2 separate regions of the Mus musculus genome follow, and region 1 is linked to region 2. The links are chromatin loops, found by intact Hi-C in ENCODE. Cell type or tissue: heart. All regions are shown on one strand. Links, peaks and the distances in the headings refer to the core of each region. The heading gives the core; the rest is flanking DNA.

Region 1 (9,506 bases), core at 413-8,412, 480 kb before region 2:
GATATCGTTAAGTTAGTTTTAGTTTGGGATTAGGACAGAGTTTCCAACCATTTCCAAAATATCTCTGAGCTTACTTCTGCTGTCTGGTAGGAGGTATTGGTGTGAAGTTACATGCTCACTACTGATCATTTCTGAGATCAAAGTATTAATCAACTCTGAAGAAACGTTGATACTCTGTGTCCTGCAGCATCAAATATCAGCCAAGATTTGTTTATGAAAAGAATAAGTACTTCTCTCTGGTTAGCACGTAAAATTGAAAGCAATTTCAATTTCATCTTTAAAAGGTATAAACTGATCTATAACATACCCAGTCCTACCTCTCAGGATATACCCATAGTCATATATATGGATAATTTTAAATAGTATTCTCTATGGTTTTATTAATGTTTAATATATATTTATTTTTATATACTTGTAACATTTACCTGAGGTAATGTAAAACTTATCATGCAAAAGGAGTTCTAAGTGGGAAGTTTAAGAGGCCTACTTCAGACTGAAGGAAAGTCCACTGGCTAGCCTTCCATGTCCTAAAGCATCTCCGCCACAAGAACACACTCCTGTTGACTCCTTTTCAGGTCTCTGTAGGGATGCTGTGCAGAGCTATGCATTAGGATCGATTCCAAGAGACAGTGGGAAAGGCACTGCCTTTTATGGCCCAACCTATGGCGACCCAGCTCACCATGACCCTGACAGTGATCATGAGCTCACCCACATTTCATCGGTTGGTAAAGGGAGGGAATGCCACACTGCAGAAGAATAAAGGACAGGAGTGACAGGATTGAGAATGTCTGTGACACTGCCTAATATAAGTAAGATGGAGAACAGCGCATAGAGCCGCATGGAGCAGCAGTAGCTGAGCTTGCTAAACTTGTGCATCCATTCAGTCATCGGTCCACTCACTTTTCTTTCTGTTGTTGTCTTTCAGAGAAGGCTCCACTCTATAGGCCACATTAGCCTGGAGCTTGTAAGGATCCTTCTGCCTCAGCCTCCACAGGGCTGTTATGGCAGGTATGAGACCCCACACCAGTCCACTCTCATTTCTTTTAAAAATGACATAACCCCTGAACTTGAGCTATTTAGTTCTGTGCTAGATCTGACACCCACTCGGCAGGTTTGATTCAAGATCTACAGCACGACACCCTGGCACAATGTTGTGCAGCTCCAGGTCCCACCTCTCAGCTCATGCTAGATTGTTTCCTCTTCCCCTGGGTTCTCTGCCCCACCCATCTAACCTTTCATCAGGAACTTCTGTACTCCACCTCTCCCTAACACTCTCAGAGTGTCACAGTATCCAAATGTCGCCTCTCCCAGGAAACCATGGAAAAGATTTCAGAACTCAAGTGTTGGAGGAATGGTTTTGTTTTGAGAAATCTGAATGGAGCTGGAATGGCAGAGTACCGGAAAAGTTCTACTTCAATCCTGAAAAAGAAAACCCCAATTGGTAAATCTTCACAAATAAATATGAAGCAAGAGATTTTTTTTATGACTATATATATGACAGAAAATTAATTTTAATTTTAATGCTACAATATCTATTAGTTCCCCAGGTGACTTTTCAGTTAAATCTTCTGGAGGTAGAAGATTGAAAAGGAGAAAGGAGAGAGGAAGGAAGAGAGGGAAGAAGGAAAAGAGAGAGAATATTAACTTAGCTTTCCACTGGGGTGTGGGAGTATCCCAACAACCACAGCAGGTGCTAAGGAAACATTTGTCATGAAGTCATTGCACATAATCATCTTTTACCTCATATCAATAGACCATGTGTTAGAGAGACCACCAGTTAGGAAGAAGAAGACCAAAGAGGCAGTCACCAAACACTGGGTAAGAAAGTCACAAAAGGAAATAACAAAGAGAACCACATTTATAAAGTCCACCAGGAGTGGTACAACTAAAAATCACACTTGTGGAGGAAGCAGTTGTCCCAGATACCTGGCTACATCTCACTGAGCTCTCAACTGCACATGTGCATGTGCACACACAACACATATACACACACACATACACATATTTACACATACACATATATACACACATGCACAAATACACACACATACATATAATACACACATGCACAAATACACACACATACATATAATACACATATATGCACATATATACAAACTTTCACACACATACATACACATACGCATATACATACACAAATACATACACATACATCTACATACACATACACAAATACACACATACATATACACACACACACATATACATACACACGCATACATACATATATACACATTATACACATATAAACAAATATATGTGTGTACACACATACATATATAAACAAATACACATACATATATGCACACACATACATACACACATATGTATACACACACATACACACACACACACACACACACACACACACACACGAACACAGACACACACAGACACACACACACTCGGTAGCTGGGCAGGTAGAGAGGGATGTGGAAACCCTGCGTCTGAGGAGAGGAAGAAGCAGAACAAATTGGGTTGTCTGCCATCCCATATATGGCTCTCTACAGTCATGGAATAGCAGGATTCTATCCTGCCCACCCCTACCCCCACCCTCTGAGACACTTTCTCTTAGATGCTGTGACATGGGATATTGGCTGTGTGGTTGACGGTTGACTGAATCATTTCTGAGGGACTGGAGCCTGAGTGCTCAGTTTTTCTGGTAACCACTGGAGGGCCCCAAAGGTAAGTTTATAGACAATCACCAGGTATTACTTAAACGCTTTTTTTTTTTTTTTTTTTTTGCTTTGGTTTTTGGCTCCTTCTGAAGTTTGATCAGCTCCAGGCCTTTGGGGAGTTGGTGAGCAGCTATCTAACTCTTAAAAATGAGAGATGAATAACATTTGGCTGGAACAGACTTGAGTCAACTTTGGGCAGAGGTCACACGAGGATCTTGCCACACAGTTCTCTATGTAACCCTGAGGCCAGGCCGCCCACAATGTGCTTTGTGGACATGTCCTGAGCCCACACAGAGCTCCTTCAATCCACTTGCACCTTGACCCACAGCACTGTATATGTATTGTGTCAACTGCATGGATCACCAACCCCTCCTGCTCTCTGCTTTGGACTCTGTCCCAGGAGCCAGGCAAAGACTGAATTCACTCCCTGCTGGAGCCTGGAAATATCTCCACAGAAGACCCCTGAGGTTTTTATTCTCATTCTATCCTAAAGCAGGGAGCACTCTCAAGAAAGATGAAGGAGGTTTGGGTTCACAGGCACATGGGGCTACAGGGCTTCTACCCTGCATGAGGCATTCAAAGTTTAAAATACAGAGTGATTGCCATGGCGAGCCCCACAGAGGAGATGTCAGAATTTTGTTTCTAAGCACAAAGAGACTCTGAGCCAGTTCCAGGGGTTTTCCTGCCTCTGTCTCCCCTGCAGGAGAAAGAGAGAACAGGTGTGCTCCACTGAACTTGGACTGCTCTCTCTCCCTCCCTCCCTCCTTCCCTTCCTCCTTTTCTTCCTTCCTTCCTTCCTTCCTTCCTTCCTTCCTTCCTTCCTTCCTTCCTTCCTTCCTTCCTTCCCTTCCTCTTCTCTCTCTTTTTTCTTTTTCCTTTTTTAACATGTGCTGAGAATCTAGCTCAGTCTTCATGTTTATGCTGAGTCATTTCCCAGCCTCACAGTGATTTAATGTTATGAACCACAAAAGTGAGAGACAAACCTCAAGAGTAGAGTAGACAACTCTACTCTTGAGTTGAGTGGGTGTCCCTCCTGGTTCAGGTTCAGGCTCAGGGGTCCGGTTATAAGTCACACACCTACAGGCCAGGTAGTCATTTCCAGTCTAACAAAGAAATGAGAAGAAATGCTGGTCTATAAGTCTTGCTTCTAGTGACAGCAAGCTCCACCAATTTCCATAGCTCTTGGAAGCCCATGGTTTGCCGTTCTTACACATGACCTGGTTCTGCTTGGATGGCATGGGAAGCTAGCTGAATCCATTTCTTGTCTGAGCCACCGTCTCGGCCAAGTGACAGGGTGAAAAGGCCCTTCAGACATGGCCCAGAATCCAAGCAGCTGTCTCTACTGTCTAAGTATTAATGGCTTAGTTCACTCACAGAGGAGAGAGGCATGTAATGCCCAACAAGCTTAGCCTGATCTGGGGTTCAATTTGAGTTAATCGGCACTGCTTCTGGAATATGCCTATGTGGGTTTTTCTCAGTAAGTGCAGTCAGCAAGTCTGAACGGAGCTCTCCTATGCCGACCCACACAGATCAACTTGGACTTTGCGACATTGCATCATCATAAGAGGACTTCAGGGTGCTCTGAGCCAAGTAGAATTGGCTAAATGGTTAACACATGACTTTAGGAAAAAGCATGGGCACTTCTCAGAGGACGATGGGGCTAAAAACACTGTGGCTACCTCATCTCAAAACCTGAGTGAAATTAAGCCCAGAAACCCTTCATTTCTCAATCATAAGTAAGGATAAAAATTATAAGCAGGAACTAGGATTCATGGGAGACAGAGCCACAGAAGAATCTTTTGGCAGCTTACCAGGTCCTCCTGATAGATGTATTTGAATGTAAACATGAGCTTTGAACCCAAGATGTAAAATGGGGCAGAATTGTTGCCAGTTAAATAGAAAGAAGGTAAATCACCGACATTCTTCACACTTCCGTTAGAGGGCATTCTTGCCTCACAGATGCCTGGGTGTGTTTATCACAGAGAGTGTTTTCTTCCAGGTCTGCAGGTCTGCATTATAGGTGGTCTAAACTGGCAGACTCCATGCCAGGCAAGGCACGCAAAGCTGGGGGGGGGCGGATAATGTGACATTTCTTCCTGCTTTCACATACCCAAGGTAATAGAAATCAGCTTGGCTCAAAACTGTGCTCCTGAGCTCCAGTTCTCCACTCTGTCCCCAACCCCACCCCCACCCCCACCCAGACCCCAAACCTTGTGCACTGCACTGCCAGGGACTGCCAGAGCCTTCCCCAGGGAAGCTGAAATCATGAGAGCCGCTTGATTATTCAGGGAGATTTTGTAAATGCAGCCAAGGAACAGGAAGGTGCCTCAAGTCCTGGGGGAGTGAGGGGCTTTCCTCTCCCTGGGCAGTCACCAGGGCCGCACATAGGGAAGAAAGCCAACAGAAAGCCGTGCATCTTTTGTAACTCCAGAATACCCCAGTGCCAGGATGTCTCCCAGGCAGAGGCTTCCCGAACTCTGAGGCCTCCCACAGGCCAGGCTTCTGTGTGTATGTGAGAAAGGAGCATATGTTGAGTCATACACATACCCACCTAAAGGAGAACGCAGAACACCGTGGCTCTAGAGTTGTTTGTAGAGTGCTCAGTTCTAAAGCCTTAGGCATGAGAATTGGTGTGAACCATGGTGTTGATCTCTCCCAAGGCCTGGCATGATGATGCTTGCTGCCACTGCTTCCAAAGTCTGGCATGATGATGCTTGCTGATGCTGCAGTGAGCAGAAATGCCTAAATACTAAGGGAAAGGGAAACACTTTGTGTGCTGACCACAATGTGGTACTGAGGCACAGGTGGGAGAGGATGAGACATGGGACCAGGAAGCTGCCCCTGTTACATAGGCATACAACCATTGGGTCCTAAACACAGAAGAGAGAGTCCCTTGGCCTTTAACACTGGAGGAGTGCAGGGTAGAGCAAGAAACTTGGGAGTTCTCAAGGCTGACTCTCAACTGCCTCAGTCCAGTTCCCCGTGTTTATGCTTGTAAACAGAAAAGCAGATTGACACAACACTGAGGATAACCTCCTCTACCCTTCTCCTCTCACTCTCCAAACACACACACACACACACACACACACACACACACACACACGCACACACACACATGTATACACATACATGCACATATACACACATACACATGTGCACACACATTCACACATATACACAGGAACACACATACATATGTGCACACACATGCACATATATACACATACACACATATACATGCACACACACATACTCATGTGCACACACATTCACACAGATACACATGTACACACATGCACATGTATACACATATATACACATATACATGCACACACATACTCATGTGCACACACATTCACACACATACACATGTACACACATACACATGTGTATACACACATGCACAAACATACACATATATATGCACATACACTGATGTATGTGACAACTTTGGGTGTCATTCCTTGTTTTTGTGATCTTTGTTTTTGAAACAGAGTTTCTCATTGAATCTCACCAACTAGGTTAGGCTGGGCAGTGCCCCAAGTATCTGCTTGTCTGAGCTGGGATTTCAAGAATGCTGCCCATGTGATTACTAAACCCTGTGCTTGGGCAACAAGCACTTGACCAACTGACCAGCTCAACACCCTGGCTCAACAGTGAGGACTTGGTGTCAAGGCAGTAGCTAGGATTTACCAGTGTTAGAGCATTATTACAGAGAATATTTATCTTCAGGTGACTATAGAAAATCATGTCAAAACAGTACTAGGGGAAAAAAAGCTTTTATGAGATTCTTAAAGTACAGAACTGGCAGAGGACCCACAAATGCCAAGCGAACCTGAATGACTCAGTGTCTCTCTAATGGGCTTAGGTTGGAGACCCTGGGCAGGAAAATAAAGCCTTCAGCAAGCACTTGGGAGGGCAGGGCCCTTGGCAAGGTCCTCATGTAAAGTCATCCCATAATTATAGTCTTGGAGGAGAGAGCCTTGTTCTCTCCCTGCACCCTGTAAGCCCCTGGGTTTTCAGCTAAGTCTTCTGGCCTTGCTTTCATTTGGGTTCTGTAGCAACACAGCACCTTTGGCCCAAACCTCTCCCTTTCTATTTTTAAAAAAGAAAGGACTTAGGAGTCCTGGGGAACCTGTAATTGACAAAGCACTTAGAGTCATCAAATCCACCCCCAAGGCATGGATGCAGCCAGGCTCCTGCTGCAGATTTTAATGTCTTACCACAGCACTAAGGGCTTCTGTTATGTGCAGTCTGGTCACCATGGTTCCCTGATCGCTGGTGTTTTATATCTCACCTAAAGTAGAGGTGGGCGTGCCCAGAGTGTTTTGAGCTTGTGTTGAGAAACATGGCAGGACTTGCCAGTATAGAACCCTCTGGAACCCTGTGGACTTGGAGCTGCAGGTAGGATGCCAGACACTTTTTTTTTTTTTTTTGTCTTTGAGGTTCAAGTTCTTTTTAACTTTTGGAACACACAGGACATCCTCTTTCTAACTGATGTAGGGAGAGTTTTTTAAAAGGTCCATTGAAAAGAACTGCTGAAGAACCTGGATGCCCAATGGTTTTCACAAAACAGTATTTTGATGTGTTAAGTGGAAGCATATCGGAGACGTGTAGATTGGATTTCCCTCTAAACATACAGGGGCTTGAGTACAGGATTCAAGAAGGCAGGCCAGGCACCTTTTAGAAACTCAAACACTTGAAAAATACTGGGAAGTGTTTATGTTCAAACCTATGGGACTGGCCCACCCAGGATGGAAGCAGTAAGCTCAGCCAGACAGACACCTGCTCCCTAAGGGTGACCTTTGCATAGACAGCTTGCAGAATAGGTGTTGTACTGTGACAGGTGACAAAGCTTGTCCAAACATGGAACAAGCTTGCTTTCTCCCTCCCCTCCCTCTCCCTCCCTTTTCCTTTTCCCTCTTTCCCCCTCTCTCCCTTTTCCCTTTCCCCCTCCCCTCCCCCCTTCTCTGATAGGTTCTCATGTAGCCCATGCTGGCCTGGAACTCCCTATGTAGATGAGGTGACCTTAAATTTCTTAAATGCTGAGGTTGTAGGTGAGCACCTGTGCACCTGCATAGCTGGTCTAGGCAGTGCTGGGCCATCTTGGACATGCCAGGGCAAACACTCTACCAACTGCAGAATTCCTGAAGCCCAGAACATGATACTTTGTGTACAGACTGTAGGAAAACAGACCCCTGTAAAGCAATTGAAACCTCAACTCTCACCCTAATTGGACCAATTGCCAGGAATGGGGATTCCACCTAGCTGCACAGGGCTATGGCTTCCTCTTGCTCATATGCCTGCTTCTGTCCCATGTAGTCTTTGCTTAGACCAAAAATAAAAAAAAAATCTCAGAATCAATCAACCAACCACTCAATCTATCCTACACAGCATGTTCTCACAGGACTTAATAATTCCAGTCATTAAAGCAAAGTGTCAGATGTATTTCACAGAACTTCGTGGTTCTGGAGTGCTGAGATGGCCATCGATCTTTCCTGGGACCCACGGCTCACCTTAGGACAAGTGAATCTTAACTCTGAAAGGAGCAATTGCTTTGGAAAGTAAGAGTTTTTGGAGTAAGGAGTTCAGAGCAGCCCAGGGCCTGGGAACTCCATTTTTCCACAAAACTTAGGATTTCCAGAGCCAACAACACATTTTTTTTTCATTCTCTTACATCTTATTATTTTCTTGGAAGATGACATAAGTGGCCCCTGAGATTCCTCTTCTTGGCTGCATACTATGCTCCTGCTTATCAACGTCCCAACCAGCTTCCCATAGAGAAGTGGAGAAATGAAGGACTGTTGATGGGTTCTGATGTGTGGACTGATGTAGTTGTGTCTGGTAGTCATAGGAATCTCCTCAGCTCTTTGTTGGTCTCCTGAGGCATTACCAGAAGTTTCTTCTATGTATTGGGGCTACACAAAGTTAAAAGCCAAAGCTGAGGTGGTATGACTTCCACAGCAAACAGGACCTTGAACTAGCTTGGAAGCCAAGTGGCTTTAGTTGAAAGGATGGGCATCAAAAGAGATAGGGGGAGCATTTGGCCTTCTCCCCGCAATTAAATTAGCTGTACAATTAGTTCCTCAGTTTCCCTGTATTCCAGAAAGGATGCTTTTAAATATTACCAAATAACTTCTGAGAGAATCATGCAGAATGCTTCAAACTCCTTAAGGGCAAAGATGTCAGGTTAAAAAAAATACAATAAAACACACTATAGAATTATGGTGGAATCAAGTACAGCTCAGAGGATGCTGGGAAACTTACCTTGTTCTTGCAACCTGGTCGCCTACACATAATAATAGTAATTAGTTATGTGGTGCCTGCCATATGCCAGGTATTTCTAGATTTTTCTATGCATCTTAACTTATTCAGTCTTCACAACACCATTAATGAGTAGGTTCTTTTATTAACCTGATGGGGAAACCAAGACACTGATAAGTAGTTTGCTCAGTTGCCAACACACTTTGGCAAAGCCAGGCTTTGAACCCAAGCAGTTAAGCACTTTCATCTCTAGGCTGGACAATCCAATCCTGCCTCTGATTTTTCTCCTCTGATCTTGAAAATACCCCCGTGACTTTTTCTTCCTCTCATGTATTTTACAAGCAAATAATTATGTTGAAATCGCATAAATCACACACAAAAACATTTCCCTCTAATTTGCCATGTCTACATTTGCTGCCAGCAGGGGAGTCTTCATACAAACGGGCTTTGTCGTCCGGTGAAAGCCTGCAATGTTCGCAAGGAGGAAGCAGTTCGTCTCCTTTGGTTAAAAGTAGATCCACAAGTATCTAGAAAGCAAGGCCG
Region 2 (9,506 bases), core at 494-8,493:
TCCCCGGCACTCATAACCTGAGAAAACAGCAGGTTCATAGCCCTCCTACCCTCACGCTTTCTCCCCAGCACTCATAACCTGAGAAAACAGCAGGTTCATAGCACAGGGAACCCCAGCAGCCTGGGACCCACCAGGAACTCTTCCAAAGGCCCATCCTCAGAAGCTGCCACTCTTGACCTGCCCGGCTGCTCCCTGGAAATGCTGCTCCTGTGCTTACCTGCATTTGCTCTCACTCAGGTTGCCAGGACAGCAACCTTTCCCCGGTGGTGACAGCTGCATGCACACAGGCCTAGCTAACATACAAAGGTAAGAACTGGAAGAGTAGCATGTTTACAAATTATTCTTAAAAGATCCAACACTTTTCTGAAAATCTAAACGACCAAGTTTATTCATAAAGCTGTGTATGCATGCTACAGGTCGTGTGTGTGTGTGTGTGTGTGTGTGTGTGTGTGTGTGTGTGTGTGAGAGAGAGAGAGAGAGAGAGAGAGAGAGAGAGACTTTTTCTCTGGCTCTGCACAAGTGACAAATGAAGACTAAGGCAGTTACAGTCTGCTCACATGAGCATTACTACCCTGCACCATCACTCAGGGATCCTTGGCAGAGGCTAGATGCATTAGCTCTACACCTCAATGGAAATGATTGTGTGTGGCTCGTAATCTAAACAGACTTCAGTGGCTGCACATGAGGACACAGAGCTTCCATGGTATATCAAGAACAAGATTATTATGCAAACAAACAGCAACAAGACCAAATTCCAAGGAAGAGAAATGAGCAAACACTCAGAGAGAACACATAATATATTTTTATATGTCCAGTTTCAAAAAAAAAAAAAAGCTGAGACAAACAATGATCAACAAAGAGTACAGTGTATACAGATAGACGGGAAGGGAAGCAATCAGCAAAAAGACACACCCTGGATTTACTAGAGAACACCATCAAAACTGGCAACTTGAACATTTTTATAGACCCACTCTCAAAGAACTCAAGGAAATTTCATTTTAATAAAGAGGGAAGACAGACTTCAAGTTATTTCCAGTGGAGTAATTTATAATAGTACCGACAATGATTTATAACTTAGTGACAGTGATTTATAATGAGAGAATAACAATGATTTATAACTGTACTGACAATGAAACGTGTGTAAAGAATGACATTGCAAACAAGGTACAAAATCGCCCTAGTAAATTAAATTACTCAAAATGCAAGACTTCAAAAAAAGGGATTAAAATATAAAGTATTTATAATTTTGCTTAATAATCTTCACAATGAAAAACAATATGGAGAGCACCAAAATGTAAGCAGCAGCCTTCTCAGAATAACAGTAGGGTAATTTTTTACCATAACTAACAATGATTTCTACAAAGAGACGAAGCAATACAACAACTGTTTATGATTGAATTGTAAAAGTTCTAAACAAACGAGGAGTCAAAGATAATTTCCTCAATCTGATCAAAATGATAAAAGAAAAAATAGACTACATGTTTTCTTTAAAGAAAATTACCAGTCACGAATGTCTTCTGAGACTTCTTATTCAGCATAACTAGAACTCTTAGCAGTGCAATGAGATAATAAAATGCAAACAGTTGGGAAATACAAAATTAAACAGCCTCTGTGGATGGATACGTGCATACGTAGACAATCACAAGGAGTCCATAAAGGTCACATGTACTAACAAGTGAGTTGAACAACACTGTAGGGTTCAAGAGCATGTAAACCTCAATAGTTATAACAGTAGCAATAATTAGAAATGTACATGTGTGTGGATATCATTTACAGTAGCAGCAAATGAACACACATACAAATGAAACAAAACAGAAATAAGATTTTTACGCTGAAAGTGAAAAACATTAAGAGAAACCTAAATCCTGCATAAACAGAATCACCTAGCAGATTAAAGACACCTAAGATGCCAGCCACCCCAAAGGGATGTATAACTTCAACGCACTCCTAACCAAACCCCTACAATAGAGAAAGCAGGCTGCCTCTAAGAGTTATACAGGAAGAAAAGAAGCTACAACATTTGAAACAATTTGAAAAGTAACCAAGCTAGAGAATGAAGCCTTCTGACTTTAAGACATTCTATAAAACTAGAGATGCACAGAATGATGAAACAGAAGAGAATGCCAGAAAGAGACAGAGCCACACGTACACAGTGAATTGCCTTCTCACAAAGTGCCAACAAGAATCCTGCTCAAGGACAGTAAGAAAGTTTCCCTCAGATGCAGCCAAATTCATGCATCTGTAAAGGAAAGGCTCAAAGAAAGCCACAGCCTACACCTTACATTATAAAGGAAGAGTAACTGACAGCATATCCTAAACACAATATCTAAAACTAGAAAAGGTCTAGAGAAAAACAGAAATTCTTTGCAACCTTGGACAGTGTACAAATTAATTTTTTAAAAAAAGGAAAAAGAACTGATCCAATGGATTTCATCAAAACTGAAATTTCACTCACACATTTCACGTGTCAGGAAAAGAAGCAAGTGGCAGACTCAAAGAAAACACTTGTGGACATACATACACATTATACACACACACACACACACACACACACACACACACACACACATGTATATGTAAAACTAAAGTTTGTGCCCAGATTGTATAGGATTTTTTTAATTAGACAATTAAAAACTCACAAAACACTTTGGAGGGATGCCTCTTGAAAGAACATACAAACAGCAACAACAGCACAGGAAAATGTCTTACAAGTTAGTTAACTAGAATCTCAAAATCATCTGTGAGATCCCGGCATGGAGGCACACAGCTGTAATCCCAGCCTCAGGAGGTGACAGCAGGATGATCAGGAGTTCAAGGCTAGCTTCAACTACGGAGCCAGTTGAAGGCAGAGTGGGCTATTTGAGAACCTCAAATTTAAAAAACGAAAACTCAATGACTCATGAGGAAACTCCTTCGGAAGTAGCTAAAGCAGGAGCTAAAATGCCTAACTGACACATGGCAACATGAACCATGCATCTCACTGGCAGGACTGCAGCACACAGCAGCCACCAGGGTAAACAGCAGAGCTAAAACGTTACCCATGCAGCTGCCACCTGGTCCAGCACCCTGCTTCTCAACACTGAACCAAAGAAAATGAGAACTTTTCTCTCTAAAGACTTAAATATGACTGTCCCCCCAAAATGCATTTTTACTAACAGCTTCATCCCAAAACACAAAACTCAGAAACTCCTAAATGTCCACCAACTAGTGAGTGAGTGACTACACTGTGGCCTACTCACAGACAGAAGTACCATGTCCCCTTTTTACGGAGACACCAAAAGGGCTAGAAAAGCATTCTGGGGGGAAAAAGTACGAACAAGGGACTGTGCTTCATCTTTCCACTTACATGACTCCAGAGAGGAAAAACCCAACAGAGGATGAATCTGTAGCCATCCTGGGGGATCCCAATGAGCAAACCGTGGTGATGTTATATGACCAGGCACACTTGTAAGAGTGAGTGCACACGAAGACATACTGAATTAGTTTACCCTGAACTAAACTCTAAGAAATGTCCTTCAAGAAAAGGTACATCAACTCTAGTTCAAATAAACTAAACCCAAGTTATTGGAAACTGAAGAAAGGAGACAACCAGAACCCGAACCCTAAACTGTACCAAGTTAACATGCACATTAATACAGAGTGGCCTTTCAAACGTTTACATCCTACAGGAAAGACAACACTTAATGGTAAGTTATACGGAAACAGTAGCCAGCAGGGCACTGTGATTGTGATCCTTAGAACTTAAACATTTTTCCTCCTTTTTCATTAATAGAAAGATCTCACCCACCTTAATTGATTCCCACTTGGCTTGTGTCATAGAGAGAGATTCCCTTCAAAGTTTCCTTTATTAATAAAAATCCTATATTCTTTACAAATCTGATAGTACCTGGGTGTTCAATAAAATGTCCCAATTGATGACAGGCTCTTTCTCTCTCACACACACACACACCCCAGAGAGAGAGAGAGAGAGAGAGAGAGAGAGAGAACAAACAATGGATGCTTCTCTAGGTGATTTCCTAAAGTTTTCTTTTTCTGTGAAGTATTATGATGATTAATATTTTTCTTAAAAACTCAAAAATCCTGGACTTTCTCATTTTGTTTTATGTTTTTTTCCAATTTGGAGTATGGTGTTGCTAGGCAACCAGTTCACAGTTCCCAGCCCACTGAAACATCTCTAGACATCCTAGGAGACACCAAACTTCCTCACCTCTCACCAGGCAATTCTTCACACATTAACACACCACATAGTGGCACCAAGGTGCAGCGGACCTAGCATCTTCCTGAGCCATTTATCCCAACAGGTGAGGTTCAAACAACCCCAAAAGCAACACAAGGTGTGGCTAAGATGACTACAAGTGCACTTCTCCTCGGTTTCTGTCGCCCAGGAAACTGTGAGTACTCTGCAGGCTTTTGTCTTAAATCCTGAGGTGACAGCTGACCCACCCTGTGACAAGATGGCAATCCCTCAACCACGCAGCATGCAAACATGTTCCATAGCCTTCCACAGAGCCGGGAAGTTTAAAACTAGGGGCGAAGACGTGTCAATGTCTGCACAGTGGAGGGATAAGTCGGAATTCGTGGGCGGCCTCTGAGGGACCTAAGCTGAGCCCAAAGCCTTCACTTCCCCAGAGCGGAGGGCCAAGATCACGGCGGCCTCACCATCCCAGAGCTGTCAGAGCAGCTGACAACTCTTGTGCAAAGCTCCCTCCTGCGGAGGCAGCCGCGCAGACGCGGCATCCTGGGGGGGCGGGGAAAGGTGTGTAACAGACAGAGGCCAAGCGCTCCGCACGATGCTCGCCTGGGGTGAGAACCCGAGACGCCACTGAGGGTGTGTCCAGCGATCAGCTCTCCAGAACTCCGAGTGCACAGTGCGCGCTTTCCCAAGGTCTGAGACCGGAAGGGGTGCGCCGCTCGGCACCGACGGGAACCGCATCAGGGTCAACACTTCCGTTCCGCCGGGGCAACTACAGCGCGGACAACAAGCGGACTTACTATGGCTCTCCACTCGGGACTACCCAAGTGCAGGGCCCCGCGGGCGAGGGCGGGAGCGAGGTGTCTCCCTGACCCAGGTCCCGTGAGTCGCCCGGCCGCGGCCTCGCGACTCGCAGTAACTTGGTCACGTTCCCACCCGCGGCCGAGACCCGGACCCAGACGGCGAGCACCCGATTACCTGCGCCCACCGCAGTGCTCCCCGCGCTGTTGCGCGTCACACCCGGCTCTCAGACACTGGCTCCGGGACACCGGCTACGCAACCACCCCCCTCCCGGTGACTGCTGGCCCAGGAACCCACGTTCGGGCAGCCCACACACCACCCGGCGTCCAGGACATCCTCACCGGAAGTTGATTTCTACCTAGGCCCGCCCAGGCCTGCGCGCGGCGCTCCAGGCATCCGCGGGCGCATCACATGACCCCCCAAGAGGAGGCCAGCTGAGCCTCATCTGAAGAGAGACCTGACCTGTGAAGTGGATTGACCTGATATACACTGGCCTGACCATCCTCAAAAACTACATCATGTCTTTATCTTTTGTCCTGAGCCAAAACAAACTATTCAACAGATATTCCTCCTAACAGAGATTCAGCTGGCTAGGCCACAAGAAGAACCTCCTAGTTGAGTGATTCTCAGGTAATTGACTCTGCTATAGATTGGCTTCGACTTAACGCTTTTCCTGACCTTTCTCAAGATCTACCTCCTAGTAAAGGTTCTCAATCTCTCTTAGTGACAGGCCCATAAAACCACCTACCAAATCTGAATTTTTCTTCTGTCCAGAACTCGAATCTACCACGAGAAGAGCCTTTGCCTCTTACAAACAACCAAAATGTGAGAACTGAATAAAGCACCCGGCACTATGACATGCTCAAGAAATGTTTGACGTGATGTCTGGACCTATCGGCTTAGCGGAACTCTCAAGTTCCTGAACGTGCCCAAGCTGAAAGCTTCTCTAAACCACTGGATTTTAAAGATCTTCAGCGCTAGGACTGTAGCACTTGTAATCAACTCTCTCATAGCAGTTCGTTCATATTCCACTAAAAACAGTTGTTTTTTAGCTGTTCCACATCCTTACAGCAAAGCTGTCAGTCAACATCTTTTCCTGAAGGGAATATGCCATACACTTGGTAGGTTTTTGTTTGAAGGGGAGAGTAATTGTGTAGACTGTCGTGACTGTTACATAGAAATGGTCAACAGGTAGCACACTTCTCAGATGGTTTAGACAACATTCACTTAATTTTTATTGAACGTATACCATTTACTTGGAACTAGTCAAGTGGTAACAATCTGGGAATGAACCAAATATATCCAAGATATTTTACTGCCTAGTGCCCTGATCGTTTGAATGTGAGTCTGTGGACAACTTCTAATCTTCACACAGAGAGCATTATTGGGAATTGCTTTTCTCTTCCTTCCACTGAACAAAATTGACTGAACTATCTTTAATCTCTGTACTGAGTGGGAAGTATCAACAGGATCTTGACATGCCTTCACTGAGCTGGGCAACTTGAAGTCCTTAGTGAACAACTAATACTGAGCAGGTCACCTCTTCTGACCTTTTCCATCCTGCCCATTCTTTGCACAAATAAGTTGTATTTCTCTTATAGAAATTTGATGCTTCCTTACACACATATACTTTTTTAATTTCCAGTTGAGCACCAAGTCAAGGACCACTTCTTTGTATACTCAGCAAGCTGTTTCCCATTTCTCCTTTACATCTAGTCTAGTAGTCAAGAAAGTGGAAATACATTCAATAAGCATTTCATAAACTGATAGTCAATATCTATGTGTCACCTTATCTTTTCTCTTTGTGCTTGAAATTTTAATGCCTTTGGGTTTCCATCGAAACATCTGACCCAACAAAATGACCGTTTATCCCTACTGCCACCACTCTAGTTTCAGATCACTGTGTATCGGTCATCAGAATCTCACCTCAGAAACCCCACAAAGTAATTGGTAATTTTATCTTTAAATGTTTAACATGCTTACATGTAAGCACCCATCACCACATCAACTTTATTCTTTCCAGCTGTCAAAGGAGATTCCATGCTCCTCAGCAGTTATTCCCTTCCTCCATCTCTTCACACATCACACCTGCCCTAGGCAACATTAATCCACTTCCTCAAGATATGTCTAATTACATACAAAGTGTGACCTTTTGTGCCTGATCTGACCCACTTAGCATAATGTTTTGTGAGTCCACTTACATGAAGTACTTCTGTGAACAGTCTTCTAGAAGCTTTGTGGATAGATATTGGACATAGACTATAATTCCTGAGTCACATGCTAGTTCTACCCTTTAGGAACTTTGGTCCTCTTCTACACCATGTTACACTCCCTTCTGCAAGAAGGGAGGTCTTTCATATCTTCTGTGTCTCACTTCTGGAGAACAAATCTTGATCTTGATTACTCATCGAAGTGCTTCTACAAGCCAGCTGACACTGCTCTAGACATTTGTTGTGCATATGACTACAAACCCATAGTACCTGAGACGAGAAGTATGGCTCCCACCCTCAAAAAGAGCAAATGTAGAGAAAGATCCAATCAAATCAGAAATGGGGCCTAGCCAAATTAGAGGCGCTGAGTGCTCCTCTCAACCTGGCTAACCAGGAAGTGTTGCTCATTAGAAAGAAAGCTCAAGACAAGCCCTAAGGAATCAATAGGATCAAATCCAGCTAAGAAAGAGGACTATGCTCCAAACAAAGAACAGACAGAGCAAAGAAGGAGAGAAAGAAAAGAAAAGGAAGGGAGGATGGAAGGAAGGATGTGAACTTAATGTTTTCACTTACCTGGAGTTGTAGGATAGATACAATTTGTAGGCAGATATAGTGAAAGCAAAGATGATAGTGGAGACAGGCTGTGACAGCTGTCAGTGTAAAACACAGCCTCCATTCAAGAAAAAAATAAGGGATACTTTATTGCTATCCAAATATAAGTAATTGTGGCCTGGGAACAGTAACTCAAACTACAGTAAAATGATGTGTTCCACCAAGGATGAGATGGTATAACCTTTTCATTGTCACAGGACAAAATAAAGTCAAATAAATCCACTTTCAAACATTGTTGAAGACGTGAGCTAGACAGGCTACATCTCAGCAGAGAAGTCTCTGCCTATATATTCCAGATGTTATGGCTTTCTTAGCTTTAGTGGATTCTGGTATTCTGCTAAGTAAATACATTCCAAAGATGTCACCTGATAGCAAAAGGGAATGTTAGATCACATATGAACATGGGCATAAATGGCTATTAAGGAAACTAAAGACAGTCCAAGTTAATTTTGTTTCTGGATCTACTGCATTCCACCACTTGGTAATCAAGGACATTTTAATCAGAAATTCTGCAAAACCCTCAATATAGATATTACACTGAGGGCAGGTGGTATAATGTGAAATCACACTGGAAAAATAGGACTGTCTATTTTTCAGAGGAGACAAGATAAGGAAGAGTTTTGCAAACTCCACAGAAAGACTAGAGTTCTATTCTGAAGGCAATAGAAAACTTCAGGATTTGTTCTTCAAGGTTGAGGGTATTACATCAGCAGAGGTGTGTGGGTAAAAGGTAACCAAGGTAGATAGGAAGTAGCTGTAATGAATTATGAATGAGGTGGTCATGAAGGGGACAAAGTTTCTTGGAATACTGTAGGTAGCAAAGTCAATACAGGGGCAGGGAAAATCAGGAACTGAAGATGGCCCCAAGTTCTGGAGCTGTTTAAAGAGGTGGAGTATGGAGATACATCTGGTAAGGAAGCCCATGGAATACTAAAATACTCCAAGTCCCATCTGGAAGCTGCAACACAGCCCTGGGTGACTTATAGATGACATGTTATTTCTCACAACTCTGAAGGCTGGGAAGTCAAAGATCATGATGCAAAGCAGATCTAATGTGTGATGTGTGTGCTTTCTGGTTCATAGGTGGCACCTCACTTTGTCTCCACACACTAGTCATCCATCTAAAGACACTAGCATGGAGTTACCAAGTTCTGCTTATGACCATGGTGGCCCAGATGCTGCTGGAGTTATCCGCAGAAATGGCAAGGATCACAACAAAATGTATGTAATATAACTCCTGTGTAAGATGAGAATCTCTGAAAGGGTTTTTTATTCATGAGCCTTCTCGTGAAGTTCATGTGATATTTCCCAAGTGAGTCTAAAAATGAAAGTTTGGGTAGGACTTTTAGCTTTATATTGGGGTATGTGGGAGGGGGGGACTCTTTTGTTTTATTACCATGGCATAGAACCACTGTGAAAAGCCCCAAACTGAGCTAGGTTTATTACAAGGGCTAAAATTTCTACTGGCCAAAACCTGGAATACCCAGGCTTGCTCATTACTTTGCCCCCATGAAGTTGAGTAGGCAGAGAAATAATATGCCAGTTAACAGAACAGTAGTTGGATGGTAAAGGACTCCCGCACAGAAGATCTAGTCATTCTTGTCTGAGTATGCATTTGGTTCTTGTGCCATTCTGTTCTTGTCTCTAGGTGTGCTTAAGGTAAGAATGCTCAGTCCAGGTGTGCCCTGACT

The links. A loop is a pair of places that touch in the nucleus more often than their neighbours do. Peaks named below come from ENCODE experiments on the same cell type or tissue, not always from the same donor. Only the 100,000 strongest peaks of a DNase experiment are listed, where the experiment ranks them.
Region 1: a loop joins it to region 2, with 13 times the contacts of the local background. A loop is called at or near these places in 2 of 42 quality-filtered maps.

Annotation. Positions count from the first base shown.
Region 1 is chr6:147,948,618-147,958,123 of GRCm38, reverse strand. No RefSeq gene overlaps it. Among named protein-coding and RNA genes, the nearest start is that of Far2, 94 kb to the left of the region's middle. In heart, for the core only: CTCF peaks have their summits at 2,686 (motif pointing right) and 4,633; a DNase peak (open chromatin) is centred at 6,313.
Region 2 is chr6:147,471,724-147,481,229 of GRCm38, reverse strand. It overlaps Ccdc91 (coiled-coil domain containing 91), which reads right to left and starts at 5,359. Exons shown (of 13, transcript NM_025911.2): 1 at 5,171-5,359. Gm6288 (a long non-coding RNA gene) reads left to right here and starts at 5,411. Exons shown (of 4, transcript XR_869623.3): 1 at 5,411-6,114; 2 at 8,899-9,036. In heart, for the core only: CTCF peaks have their summits at 4,724 and 5,373; DNase peaks (open chromatin) are centred at 4,909 and 5,329; H3K4me3 peaks cover 1,664 bases; H3K27ac peaks cover 1,582 bases.